Linked DNA regions of Homo sapiens: region 2 is linked to region 1. A link is an interaction called in ENCODE POLR2A ChIA-PET data of the cell type or tissue named here. Cell type or tissue: GM12878. All regions are shown on one strand. Each heading gives the region's core, and the rest is flanking DNA. Links, peaks and the distances in the headings are about the cores only.

The links. Peaks named below come from ENCODE experiments on the same cell type or tissue, not always from the same donor. Only the 100,000 strongest peaks of a DNase experiment are listed, where the experiment ranks them.
Region 2: POLR2A ChIA-PET joins it to region 1 with 5 read pairs; 3 of 35 experiments call an interaction of 5 or more read pairs at or near these places.

The regions. Positions count from the first base shown.
Region 1 is chr9:97,505,889-97,508,698 of GRCh38, forward strand. The region is part of intron 1 of TMOD1 (tropomodulin 1); the gene reads left to right. Among named protein-coding and RNA genes, the nearest start is that of TMOD1, 5.6 kb to the left of the region's middle. In GM12878, for the core only: no CTCF peak of the experiment used is centred there; no DNase peak of the experiment used is centred there; H3K27ac peaks cover 438 bases.
Region 2 is chr9:97,865,774-97,868,583 of GRCh38, forward strand. No RefSeq gene overlaps it. Among named protein-coding and RNA genes, the nearest start is that of FOXE1, 14 kb to the left of the region's middle. In GM12878, for the core only: no CTCF peak of the experiment used is centred there; a DNase peak (open chromatin) is centred at 1,288.

The sequences.
Region 1 (2,810 bases), core at 109-2,608:
ATTCCTTCTTCCATGCTGCTCTTAAAAGATCTTCACCTGCGTCAATTGTCTCCCTTCAGGGACTCCCCATTTCCTAAGGGATAAAGACCAGATTCATTAGCCTCTAAGACCGGGCCTCAAGCTACTTCTCCAAAATCATCTCTAGGCACTCCTCCAAATTCTCTTTACCTTCTGGCCATGGCAAAAGCATGCTGTGCCTTCATGCCTCCCTGCCTTTCCCCTGCTGTTCTTTCGGCCTTCAGTGCTGTTCTCCCTCTTCTCAGTCTGTGAACTTGTAATCACCCTTAAAAGCAAAGTTCTTCATTGATTTACCTGTACCCCCACAGCCCCCTGTGCCAACTCAGAGCACCAGCCAGAGTGTGTTCTAAATGGAACCACCCAATGATGTATCTCTGTCTCTGGCTAGACTAAAAGCTCCCTGAGGACGAGGTTTCTGACTCATTTATTTCTGCTTCCCCATGTGCAGCTCAGAGCTTAATGTGTGACATAGTACAGGCACTTCAGGTTTTAATAAATGGCTGACCACCGAATGAATGAATGAATGCATGAAATAAATGAATGAAGGCTCTGTGATAACCAGGACAGTCACACAACACCAACCAGCATTTACAGCATGTTCTCCTACCCGACCAAATCATCAGCTCTATGAGGGCAGAGACCACACCTATTCTGCTCCCCACTGCCAGCTCTCCAGCTCCTATCAGCCCCATCATGATACGTAGCTAGTGTGAATCCAAGAGCTCATTTGAAATTCACAGTAACCCCATGAGGGAGGAACAGCAAGTATTGTTACCTACCTTTTGTAATGGGACAGTGAACCCTAGTAGGAATTGTCCCAGGTCATCCAATTCCAGAAAACTGAAGTGCTCTCCAGGGTTTGACAAACTTGAGAAATGAGTCTTCTTGTTTTATATCCGTGCTTCTCTAACTTTAATGTGCATTGAAATTACTTGGGATCTTTTCAGAAATGCAGATTCTGGTTCAGTAGGTATGAGATGGGGCTTGAGAGTCTGAGTTTCTAAAAAGCTCCTTGCTTCTAATAAGCTCTAATAAGTTGATTAGAAAATAAACTTAATAATTCCTAATAAGCTCTAATAAACATCTAGTCAGGTGGTGTTGACTAGTATCTACAAACCACCACATTTTGAACACCAAGGTGAGTGCTAGTTACCACAAAGCTTCCTCCTGGCCATTGCATTAAGATAGTGGATTTTTAAATCTACAAATGAATTCATTTGTGCCTTGGATCAAAATCAAGGGCTCTTTCTGGTCAGCAAACTTCTTGCAAGTTTGGATCTATGAGCACAAGATGGGTGCCTGGGCAGTGCTGGGATGGGAACCTGAGACACCTGAGACCCTGAGACATCAAAACCACTCAGAAGTGTGCAAAGTGAAGGTAAGAGAGAGGGAGACGTGAGGACAGACTTCCTCCATGCAAACCAAGAGAGATTTAAAAATTCAGAATGGATAGCAACATTGCACGCATTTGCTTATTATGGTTTTACATTGTATTCCACTTACAGCATTAAAAAGGCTTGAGATGGCTTAAAAAATAAACTACATGACCAATGCAACTAGTAAGAACAGAAATTCTAGAAAGACAGGCAGAAACCCTGAAGATTAAGATCACGAAACTCCTGGAGAATCTGATTAGAGCTTATGAATTCTTGCTCCACAAAAATGAATATATTCATATACACAACAATTTGCATATCATTTCAGTGGGTGTGTGATTCCCCTGAAGCCTATTCAAAAGTCCGGGTTAAGAGCACCCGATACAGAGAATAAAGAGAGAAAATTATGCCAGTGCCCTGGCTGAAGATGACAACTGTATTTGGACACTCAAATTGGCTCTGAGATGACTCATGGCAGCCAAGGGGAAAGGGGGGGACAAGATGAATGGGAGGACTCTTGGTGTCTGATAGTAGAAGGAAGAACATCAATCAGTCTTTCAGGAGAGGGAACTATTTTCTTAACCCCAATCCTCAGTATATTGTCAAGACAGGCCACTAGACAGAGGGCATAGTAGTTAAGGCGGACTCCGGATCAGTCTGCACAAGGCCAGGGAACCTAGGAGCAATGAAGGGCAGACTCAAATCCTTCATTAGTCCTTTGGGGGGCCTTAAATAGCAATTGACACATAATGAAACACAATCTATCTTCCTGATTCACACACACACACACACACACACACACACACACACACACACACACACAGACTCTGGAGACCACCTTGCTGGATTCAAATCCAAGGTCTACTAGTTACTGGCTCTGTAATCTCAGGTAACTTTTAACATTTCTTTCTTTCTTTTTTTTTTGAGACAGAGTCTCGCTCTGTCACCCAGGCTGGAGGGCAGTGGGGCGATCTCAGCTCACTGCAACCTCCGCCTCCCAGGTTCAAGCAATTCTCCTATCTCAGCCTCCCGAGTAGCTGGGACTACAGGTGCACACCACCACACCTGGCAAATTTTTGTATTTTTTAGTAGAGATGGGGTTTCGCCATGTTGGTCAGGCTGGTCTCGAACTCCTGACCTCAGGTGATCCACCCACCTCGGCCTCCCACAGTGCTGGAATTACAGGTGCGAGCCACCGTACCCAGCCAACTTTTAACATTTCTGTGCCTGGTGTCCCCATCTATAAACTGGGGTTGTTGTGGGGATGAAATTAGTTCTTATATGTAAAATGCTTAAGACGTGCCTGGGATATTATGTAAGCGTGAGCTGTTATATTATGGGAAGGTGGCAGCATGGAGTACTGGTAATGAGTACTGATGGCCTGCCTGGATGTAAATCCTGGCTCTACCACTTATT
Region 2 (2,810 bases), core at 148-2,647, 360 kb after region 1:
GCATTGAATCTGTAGAACACTTTGGGTAGAATAGACATCTTAACAATATTGTCTTTCTATCCATGATCAGGGATGTTTTTCCATTTATTTGTGCCTTTAATTTCTTTCAGCAATGTTTCAGTCTATGTCTTTCACTTCCTTGGTTAGATGTATTCCTATTCTTTCGTTCGTTTAGCTGCTAATGTATTTCATTCTTTTAGCTGCTATTGTAGGTGGAATTACTTTTCTAATTTCCTTCTTACAGCTGATTTTCTATGTTAATATTATATTTTGCAACTTTGTTGAATTTGTTTAATAGCTCTAGTAACCTTGTGGATTCTTTGGGATTTTCTACATATAAGATCATGTCATCTGTGAATAGAGATAGTTTTACCTCTTCCTTTCCAGTTTGGGTGCCTTTTATTTCTTTTTCTTTTCGGATAGCTCTGGCTAGAATTTCCAGTACAATGTTGGACAGCATAAAGCAAACATTCTTCTCTTGTTCCTGTTATTAGGAAGAAAGCTTTCAGTTTTTCACCACTGAGTATGATGTTAACTGTGAACTTTTAAATAAATACGCCTTATCATTTTGAGGAATTTTCTCTCTGTTCCTAGTTTCCTGAGAGTTTTTCATCATGAAAGGATGTTGGATTTTGTCAAATAATGCAACATCCTTTTCTGCATTGAGATGATCATGCAGTTTCTTCCCCTCTTCATTGTATAAAAGTGATGGATTGATTTTCTTATGTTGAACCATCCTTGCATTCCTGAGATAAATCTCACTTGATCATGTTGAAAATCCTTTTAATTTGCTCTAGGATTTTATCTATTAATATTTTGTTGAGAATTTTTGCATCTATATTCAAAAGGAATATTTGTCTGTAATTTTCTTATAATGTCTATCTAGCTTTGGTATCAGAGAAATATTGCCCTCATGGAATGAATTAGGAAGTGTTCCCTCTTCTTCAATTTTATGGAAGAGTTTGGTAAGAATTGGTTTTAATTCTTCTTTAAATAGTTGATAGAATTCACCAGTGAAGCCATCTGATACCAGACTTATCTTTGTTGGGAGGTTTTTGATCACTGATTTAATCTCTTTACTTGTTAGAGATCTGTTGAGATTTTTCTATTTCTTCTTGAGTCAGTTTAAGTAATTTGTGTATTTCAAGCAGTTTGTCCCTTTCTTCTAGGTTGTCTAATGCAGTGGCATACAACTGCTCATAGTATTCTCTTATAATCTTTTTTTTTTTTAAATCTCTGTGAGGTTGGTGGTAATGTCTCCACTTTCACTTCTGCATTTAGTTATTTATGGAACATCTTTATTTTCTCTTTGTCAGTCTAGCTAAAGGTTTGTTCATTATGTTGATCTTTTCAAAGATCCAACTTTTGGTTACATTGATTTTTCTCTACTGTTTTACTATTCTCTATTTTTTAACCTCCACTTTAACCTTGATTATTTCCTTTCTTCTACTAGTTTTGGGTTCAGTTTGCTCTACTTTTAGTAAAAGTAAAATTTGGGCTGGGCATGGTGGCTCACGCCTGTAGTCCAGCACTTTGGGAGGCTGAGGCAGGTGGATCATCTGAGGTCAGGAGTTCAAGACCAGCCTGGCCGACATGATGAAACCCCATCTCTACTAAAAATAAAAAAAATTAGCTGGGCATGGTGGTGGGTGCCTGTAATTCAAGCTGCTCAGGAGGCTGAGGCAGGAGAATCGCTTGAACCCAGGAGGCAGAGGTTGCAGTGAGCCGAGATCACACCATTGCACTCCAGCCTGGGTGACAAGAGCAAAACTCCATCTCAAAAAAAAAAAAAAAAAAAGAAAAAGAAAAGAATGAAAGAAAAGAAAAAGTAAAATTTGGTGTAAAATCAGGTTAGCAACTTGGGATCTTTATCTTTAATGCAGTCACTTACAGCTATAATTTTTCCTTCTGAGCACTTTTTTCACTGCATTCCATAAGTTTGGGTATGCTGTATATTCATTTGTCTCCAAGTATTTTCTAATATCCCTAATATCTAAATAAGTGATTTCTTTTTGACCCATTGGTTAAGAATGAGTTTTTAAATTTCTATAGATTCATGAATTTTCTGTGGTTTTTTTTGGGGGGGGTTGTTTGTTTGTTTGTTTGTTTTGAGACAGGGTCTCACTCTGTCACCCAGGCTGGAGTGCAGCAGTGTGATCTCAACTCACTGCAACCTCCACCTCCTAGGCTCAACTGATGCTCATGCCTCAGCCTTCCAACTGGCTGGGATTACAGGGTTGGGCCACCATGTCTGGCTAATTTTTGTATTTTTAGTAGAGATGGGGTTTCACCATGTTGACCAGGCTGATCTTGAACTCCTGACCTCAAGTGATCTGCCCAGCTCGGTCTCCCAAAGTGCTAGGATTACAGGCACGAGCCACCATGCCCAGCCCTGGTTTTCTTTTATTGATTTCTAACTTCATCCTGTTTTGTTCAGAGCAAATACTTTGTATGATATCTATTTGTTAAAATCTATTAAGACTTGTTTTGTGGCTTAATACATGGTCTATCTCAGAGAATGTGCCATGTGCACCTGAGAAAAATATGTATTTTACTGTTAGGAAGAGTCACGTATATATGCCTGTTAGGACTAGTAAATTAATTTTTGTATATGGTATGAGGTAGGAGTTCAAATTCATTCTTTTGCATGTGGATATCCATTGTCATGGCACCATTTGTTGAGGAGACTGTTTTTCCCATGGAATGCTCTTGGTACCCTTGTCAAAAATTAATTAGTCATAGGTGTATGGGTTTATTTCTGGACTCTCTATTCTATTCCATTGATCTATATATCTATCCTTATGCCAGTG